2 separate regions of the Homo sapiens genome follow, and region 1 is linked to region 2. A link is a loop called in an ENCODE intact Hi-C map of the cell type or tissue named here. Cell type or tissue: heart right ventricle. All regions are shown on one strand. Links, peaks and the distances in the headings refer to the core of each region. The heading gives the core; the rest is flanking DNA.

Region 1 (4,395 bases), core at 90-4,089, 59 kb before region 2:
TGAACTCTTGGGCTCAAGTGATCCTCCTGCCTTGGCCTCCCAAAGTGCTGGGATTACAGGCATGAGCCACTGTGCTTGCTGACTATGCGTAAGGGACTTGCACATCTGTAGATTTTGGTATTTGCGGGGGTCCTGGAAACAATCCCCTGCAGATACCAAGGGATAGCTGTACTGTGCCAGATGGCAAGGATACAGTAGTTGAATGAAGTAGGCTCAGTGTATGTGTTATCTATTGCCACATAACAATAAAACCACAAACTTAGAAGCTTAAAATAACATACATTTATGATCTCAGTTTCTTTAGATCAGGAGTCTGGGTACAGATTAACTGGGATCTCTCCAAGGCTACAATCAAAGTGTCAGCTAAGGATGGGTTCTTATCAAAAGATTTGACTGCGGAGGATCTAACTCCAAGTTCATGTAGTTGTTAGCAGGGTTTGGGTTTTGCAGGCTATGAGGCTAAGAGCCTCAGAGCCTCAATTTCTAGCTAGTTGTGGCTGGAGGCCACTCTCAGTTTCTTGACATGTGGTCCTCCCCAACATAGCCACTTGCTTCATCAAAGCTAGCAAGGGAAGGAGCCTAGCAAGACAGACATTGCAATCTTACATAATATCATCATAGAACTGGCCTCCCATCACCTTTGCCATATTGCATAGATTAGAAGCAAGTCACAGTCCCCTGCCACACTCTAGGGATGGGAAGATTACATATGGATGTGAGTACTAGGTCTACTATACCAGTCTCTACTGTCACTCAGTTTACAGGGAAGATAGCCATAAAATATAATTACTATGAAGTGTGATTCCGGCTATAAGAAGGGAAGAACTTAGGTAATGTCTCCCTCACTCAGTGTAATGAGGGATATTTAAGCAAGAACTTTGAGGAACTGCTCAAATAAATTGTGGGGTAAGTGTACATGGGAGTTGGGGGTAAGTGGGAAGTAGTGGGAGTGTATGATGCACAGAGGGTTCCAGGAAGAGGAGTTCTCAACTCATAAAATGTTAGAGCAATGGCCAGGCACAGTGGCTCACGCCTGTAATCCCAGCATTTTGGGAGGCCAAGGCAGGCAGATTGCTTGAGCTCATGAGTTCTAGACCAGCCTGGGGAATGTGGTGAAATCCCCATCTCTACAAAAAAATACAAAAATTAGCCAGGCATGTTAGTGCACACCTGTAGTCCCAGCTACTTTGGAGGCTGAGGTGGCAGGATGGCTTGAATCCAGGAGGCAGAGGTTGCAGTAAGCCGAGATTGTGCCACTGCACTCCGGGCTGGGTTATAGAGCCAGACTTTGTCTCAGAAACAAACAAACAAGCAAACAAACAAAAAACTGTTAGAGCAAAGGAGACGTAGTGATTATCTAGTCTCCTGGTTCTCAGTCTGGACACAACTCAGAATCACCTGAAGAGCTTTATAAACCACTCATGAGCAGGTCCACCCTAGAGACTATGAAGAATTGGTCTCAGGTGGGTCCAGACACTGGCATTTCTTACAGCTCTCCAGATGATTTTAATGTGTGGTCATGGTGGAGAACTACTGTTCTGGTCTAAATTATTTGATTTTATATGTAAGGAATTTGAAGTTCAGAAAGGAAACAGGCTGGGCGCTGTGGCTCATGCCTGTAATCCTAGCACTTTGGGAGGCTGAGACAGGCAGATCACTTGAGGTAAGGAGTTCAAAACCAGCCTGGCCAATATGGTGAAACCCCGTCTTTACTAAAAATACAAAAAAATTAGCTGGGCATGGTGGTGGGTGTCTGTAATCCCACTACTTGGGAGGCTGAGGCAGGAGATTCGCTTGAACCTGGGAGGCAGAGGTTGCAGTGAAGCTGAGATCGTTCCACTGCACTCTAGCCTGGACGGCAGAGTGAGACTCCATCTCAAAAAAAAAAAAAAAAAAAAAAAGAAAGAAAGAAAAGAAAGGAAACAGATTTGCCCAGGGATACGCAGCTCCTATTTGACAAAACCAGGGTGGGGATGTCACTGAGCTGGGAGGTATAGGAGATCTGCTCCTGCTACCAGCAGGTTTCTGTCCCTTTCTCTCTCTAGGACTCAATGTCTCTATCTGTAAAAGGATATGAGACAGACAGTCTCAGAGCCCCTTCTAATACTGGCAATTCTCTGATTCTATTTGGTTAAGTACCAGCTCCATACTAGCAGCTGACCTGAAACTGGCACCCAGCTGTCTCCACTCTGGGATGTGTCACTGGAAACCTAGAGTCAGTAATGTTGGGGACCATGGCCAAGGCCCTTCTTTGAGTGAGGCTGCCTGATAGATTTGATGTTCCTGAACATGCCCTTTTACTAAAGATAATTTTGTCTACTGAAGCATGTGAGAAGTTCACCCAGCAGGAATCTGCTCTGGCTGGGTTTAATCTATGATGTGCTTATTAGGATTAGGGTTTTAATTAAAATTGACATTTCAAAGACTACCTATGAAGAGGCCCTGTTTTAATGAAAAGCAATTCATAATGGCAAAGGTAATCTTCTCATGTGACTAGGCAGGTGACTGTGGAATTCAATTCTCTTCTCCCCTGGCTACATTCACCCATTACCTGCTGGTGTTCGTGGACCCTTCTGTGCCGAATCATCAGCAAGGCAGGGGACAGTGCCGTGGGGGCAGAGACAGTATTATTCTGGCCTCCTGGGGACCAGAACTCCCCTCCAGCTCTGGACAAATGTGTTGAGTTTCCTCACATGTAGAATAAACTGCTCTATTACCTACTTAAAAAAAAACAAAACTTGCCGAGCACTTATTCTGACTTATAACTCTTAGTCTTTCTCCTTGTGGGATTCACACAACTGGGGGTGGGGCGGGTGGCATGGAGCAGAGGCAAGAAAATCAATGTCCAGCAGGCCCTATCTCAGTGCCTGGCACATAGGAAACTCTTTTGATATTTATTGTATCCAGACGCTGTGGGAGCCCAGAGGAGGTAGCTTGAAATCACATAGGGATGGGGGAGGTAGATAAGCCATGCCTCCCAAAAGTACAGTCATTAATTAATTCTCCACATATTTATTGAGCACTGATTATATGTCAGGAGATGGGGATAGAGGGGTGAACAAGGCATTGATAGTGACCTCGTCTTTACAGAGCCTACCTTCTCATGGGAATAATACTTATAGTAATGGTAATTGTAGTAACAATGGCTTCTATTTAAAAAGCACTTCCTCACTAACAACCTTATCATATAGGTACTTTTAATATTTTCCCCTTTTACAGATGAGGAACTGGAAGCTCATGGAAGAGTTAAGGACCTTGCCCAAAGCTGCCCAGCTAGGAGACGACAGAGCTGGGGATACCCGCCCTGCACTGGGTGAATCAGAGCCTGAACCATGAACCACTTTACTATTCTGGTTTAGGACTGCAGTCACGCATAAGTGGTGGAGGGGTTAACCCATTGTGAGAACAAATATGTGTAAGTGTGTACCCGGGCATGTGCATGTGTGTGTGAGAGATGGTGAGAGAGGGAGAGAAAGTGCACTGAACAGCCACAGTGCTGTTCCTAACCAAGTCCTCCATACAGCCCAAGAACATGCCCTCTCCTCACTCCATGCTGTACTTGGTGATGCGGAGGGACCAGTCTTTTAAGACATCTGAAGGGTTAGCTGGGTGTTGTGGTGTGCATCTGTAATCCCAGCTCCTTGGGAAGCTGAGGCACAAGAATCACTTGAACCTGGAAGGTGGAGGTTGCAGTGAGCTGAGATCGCACCACTGCACCCCAGTCTGGGTGACACAGTGAGACCCTGTCTCAAAAAAAAAAAAAAAAAAAAAAGACATTTGAAGGGAAAGATGCCGCCTGCCCTTATTTGAGGGATGGCAAAAATTAATGGCAGCATATTAAGGTGAAATCTAAAAATAGAGAGGGATTCAGCTCATCAAGAAGCCCAAATGGGTCAGGCTGGGTGGCTCACGCCTGTAATCCCAGCACTTTGAGAGGCCAAGGCAGGCGTATCGCTTGAATCTAGGAGTTTGAGACCAGCCTTGGGAACATGGAGAAACCCTGTCTGTACAAAAAATACAAAAATTAGCTGGGTTCCTAGGCGTGCACCTGTTAACCTAGCTACTTGGAAGGTTGAGGTGGGAGGATCGTTTGAACCCAGAAGGTTGAGGCTGCGTGAACCATGACTGTGCCACTGCACTCCAGCCTGGTTAACAGAGTGAGACTTTGTCTCAAAAAAAGAATCCCAAAAGGCCTGGTATCCTTCCTCAGCCCTCAGTGACTTTGCCTGGGAATGAGGCAGAGTCAGGTTGGGGTGTGTCCTGGAGGAGGCCATGGTGCATGGACCAGAATCACATTCATAAGTGACAAGGTCAGGACTGAAACTAAAGTCCTGCTCTTCACAACTCCAGATTCAGAGTTCTGTCCCATTATTCCAGGTTGACATGGCCCCAGGG
Region 2 (4,395 bases), core at 222-4,221:
CTAGGGACTCCATCTGGTGAGTCTGTGCCATGGTTTTCAGTTCCTGGTGATTGTGCTCAGGATTTAAATCCCTGAGAGGTTCTCATGGCATGAATTAGCTCTTTCCTTGGCCAGAGAATGGCCAGCACTAACAGGCCCGCCAGACTGCATGGTATGGGAAAGGAAGTTTCTTCAGAGAAACATTGATGTACTATTAGCAATAGAACGGGAAGAAGGCAGGCAAGCAGAAACAACAGATGTCTGCTGCAAAGGCCTTGCCCAAAAGAGGTTCCGGCCGTCCCTGCTGTCCCAAGTCCCATGACTCCTAGCGCACACTATCCCCTCTTCTTTACTATTAGGTTGGTGCAAAAGTCCTTGTGGTTTTTGCCATTTCTTTTCAATGGCAAAAACTGCAGCACCAACCTAATATATTCCCCCTTCCTCCAGTTCACACCCTGCACACACCAGGATAGTTCACACCCTGCACACACCACGATAGTTCACACCCTGCACACACGATAGTTCACACCCTGCACACACCAGGATAGTTCATACCCTGCACACACCAGGATACCCTTGCTGCCTACCTCTGCAGGGTCCCCAGGCCCATGTCATATGAGGTGGACCCTTGTGGATCTCTGCCTATGATGCATCATGGTTTGGTTTAAATTGATTGACATGGCACAACGAATAAGGTTTATTGAGGAAATGGAAAACTTACAAAGCTGGTGCTTCTATACTTCACAGGGAGGAGCCATTTCTGGGCCTGCAGTAAGGATCTGATTGCCAGTAGGGACCAAGTGGGCCCTGTTCTTCTCCCATTTGTAGACCAAAAGTGAGAAAACAGTCTTTGAAGAGGGTGGAACACATAGGCTACTCGGTGCTATCAGTCCAGAATTATGGGGCCAACCATGTAAAGAAATAGTGTGGGGACACCAGCTGTCCTGCAATTCATCTTACGGTGCATAGAAAATTAGAGTCCTCCCTCCCAGGTGAAGGAAGCCAGCAGTCCTGTAGAAAGCTGAGTGTGGGGGCAGCCCTTCTGGTGTGGAGAAGGAGGGGGGATCCTGGTCCTAGCTAGCTTGTTTTCGGGCAACCCAGGACGGACAATTCTCCTAGCTGCGCCACACATACCCAACTTATAGTTCCTTCACTGATACACACTCCCAAGCTCTAATACCCACAAATTAGACATCTTCCATTTCTCTGAACACCTTATTAGGGTTCCCTTGAGAATTTTCCCTCTCTTTCCTATGTTGGTCTTTATTCATCTCCTCCGAGCCTCATACCCTAGATTTTAGAGGCCCATGTTCCTGTCTTCTCTACTGGACTATAGTCTTATCAAAGGTATTTTCCATATGCCTCTTACCTTTGTAATTTTGTCATTAATTAAGTGTTTGATCCAAATAGGCCCTCCACACAACATAGAGTTGATGAAAGAGTGAATGAATGGTTCAGCTGCAAGATGTAAATCTACTCAGAAATGAAATGAGGATGGATCATCCAAAGTAGCTCTCTAAGAAATGTGAGGAGGCGGTATGGATGACAACACTACCAGGGATAGATGAATGGCAGGAAACCTTGTATGGTTTTGGGGGTGGAGTGGTAGAGATGGTGTTGTTGAAAACATTGATTCCCTCAACGAATATTGTCGGTCATCTTCTACACATCAGACCCTGGGCAAATCCATGGAATATACCAGTGAATAAGGCATTTAGGATCCTTAACCTGAAAATGTAACAGGATATTCTTTAACTTCCTTTAAACCCTTAGAATGAGTTTTCTTTGCTTCACTAAGTCCTTAATACTCCAAGATAAACTGGGCTGTCTCAGATCCAGATTTACTAGTGCATGACATTGAATCAGAGGGAAACCTGGACCAAAAGGTGCCTGTATTTGTTAAAGATTAAAAAAAAAATAATAAAAATCTCGTTTCTTTCTGTCTTTTAATCTGCACACATTCACATGGTTGGTCACATGGAAGTTGAGTCAAGATTTGCTCTGCACAAGCCAGTTATTATGCCAGAGTCACAGCAGGGGGTGGCATTGTTTTGACAGACTCACAGGCTCCAAAATGTAAATGGCTTAAATGTAACATGCCAGCTCTGTGAGCTGTCACTCAGAAAGTGCTCAAACCTTTCATCTGTCCAGAGTGAAGTCTGATCAACGGTTGGGTAGGGGGTCTGGCTTCAGGTCCATGCCTCTCTTACTCTCCAGCTCTGGGTTTGGGAGAGAGATGGGAGACAGAAGGCACTGGATTATTTTGAAAACCTTAGCTTCATCACTAAGAATAAAGCTTAGAGATTGTAAAGCATAGGGCCCCCTTTTCTATAGCTAGTATGGGTGAGGAGCCTTATTAGTGCCTTCTCTAATCACTTTGTTGGTTCAGTTCCCTATCCATCCTCACTTTAGTCACCCATTTGGATTAAGGAGCCCCACAGGAGGGAAGCTCCTTTTCCTATTGGTCACTGACATATGGAGGGAAAAAGTGGGGGTTACACACACCATATGTCAGTTAGTTTAGGAATGTTGGTTTCTGTTTCACAAATGCATGTTTAAGTCACAGGTGTTTGAATGAGGATCAAGAACTACACAGTTGATTGAATGATTCATTTATTTTTAAAACCTAGACTCACTCCTCATGTCTCAAGCCCAACATCTGCTCCTCTGGGCCCCACCCAGCCAGAATTTGGCACTTGCCGTATACACCCACGCTTGTGTGTACTTCTGGAAAAGCATTTGTCGGACCATATTATAGTTGTTTGGAAGATCCTTCCATTGTTCATCAGTCCATTGCCCTGAGAACGGGGAGCCCATCTTATTCTTTTCTATATTCTTAGCACCTAGAAAATATTCAGTAAATGTCTCACAAATTAAGGAATGAACACCTAATTATACAAGTACCTCATAGTATGGTAGTTTTGAGAGAAAGAGGTGGGAAAATTTGCAGGGGTTGGGAGAGGAGAGTAGTTCTGAGAGCCAGAAGGAAACAGAGAGCTAAAGGGAAAAAGAAAGAGGCACCGACAAAAGAAAGGGAAAGAGCAACGCTCCAGGAGGGAGACTCAAACTTAGAAGGAAGGAGGTCATTGGCTTTGGGTATGATTCCAGGAAAACATTGGTCAGACCCTGCTGTTCCCTGGAGCTTAGAACTGAGAGTGGATTCCAGTTATCACTACTCTCTGAAGTGCTAATTAGAGGATTAGCTATTGTTCAGAGCTCTTTAGCCACTCTTTATCTCTCCTAGCTCCATTCTGAAGGGGACGACTGCAGGGGAACTAATTTTCTGTACTGCAGCCCAAAAGCCAGAACACTACTACAAGAGCTGGATAAAACCAGATTTGGCTCCTTGAGATGGTTCACTGGGTCTTCTTTGTCTCTCTGGTTGAAAAGCAAGGTTTTTACATCTACCTTTGATCATCGATAGAACTGGATCTCATTCTCCCTACTCAACCACATCTGTCAGCAAAGAGAGAAAGAGATACAGAGAGAGAAAGGCAGAGGAAGAGAAAGGGAGTTTTCATCTCCTATTTACTAGGCTCTTACGGTGTGCTAGCCACCACTCTCAGCAAGTTATGTGTATTGTCTTACTTAATCCTCACCTCAGAGGAAGCCATTTTTAATCACTCCCATTTACAGATGAAAGAATCGAAACTCAGTATAAATGAGTTGCCCAAGGTCACATACCTGGTTCTCACTGGAGCCCGTATTTGAAACCAGGATGGTCTGACTCCAGAACCCATGCCATTCACCATGACCTTGCTGAGCTATCACCTACCAAAAGACACTGGTGGGTCTGAGAGGATGAGGATGATACACGGCAGCTAAACTGTTATTACTGAGTGTTTATTTTGTGCCCAACGTGGCACTAAGGGATTCACACACATTGTTTTATTAAAACTGTCTGACAACCCAGTGAGGTAGGTTTTATGGTTTATTTGTAGACAAGAAGCTTGAGGCCTAAAGAGGTTTAGGGACCCATCCAAGGTTGCCCAGTGTTACACAGTGGCTGAACTCAGAATTAAAACAAAGTCTGTCTGGCTCTAAAGATGATGCTAAGGCTGGGAAGGGTTAAACCAGAGGATTTCTTTATTGACTGGAGTTCACTTTGATTTATACAAACTTCCTGAAGGAAGTGTTCTCCAGGGATCTTTGATTCACTCCTCTGCCTTTAGGTAAATAAGCCATTATTATCTCCTTTCGATACTTGCAGTGGGGCCAGAGATTTTTAAGGGGGTGGTTCAAAGTCACTTAGCTTGGATATTCAGAAATGTGTTTGACATCTCAAGTCCTCCTACGGTTGCTGGGTGGTTAAGAGTTGTCTGCTCCATCTCTCTGGACTCTCTTGGCCTTTCTCCATTTCATCTCCCTAACTGGGTGCCCAGTGTCCATTTGCTGTTCCTGGTGCCTGGGGCCCTT

Evidence for each region. Hi-C counts contacts between places; a loop is a spot of excess contacts. Peaks named below come from ENCODE experiments on the same cell type or tissue, not always from the same donor. Only the 100,000 strongest peaks of a DNase experiment are listed, where the experiment ranks them.
Region 1: it touches region 2 in a loop (2.0-fold over the local background); 4 of 110 quality-filtered maps call a loop at or near these places.

Annotation. Positions count from the first base shown.
Region 1 is chr5:154,144,413-154,148,807 of GRCh38, reverse strand. No RefSeq gene overlaps it. Among named protein-coding and RNA genes, the nearest start is that of GALNT10, 44 kb to the left of the region's middle. In heart right ventricle, for the core only: no CTCF peak of the experiment used is centred there; a DNase peak (open chromatin) is centred at 2,227; H3K27ac peaks cover 1,960 bases.
Region 2 is chr5:154,085,070-154,089,464 of GRCh38, reverse strand. No RefSeq gene overlaps it. Among named protein-coding and RNA genes, the nearest start is that of MFAP3, 48 kb to the right of the region's middle. RefSeq lists an enhancer at 3,317-3,822. In heart right ventricle, for the core only: no CTCF peak of the experiment used is centred there; a DNase peak (open chromatin) is centred at 2,657; H3K27ac peaks cover 1,389 bases.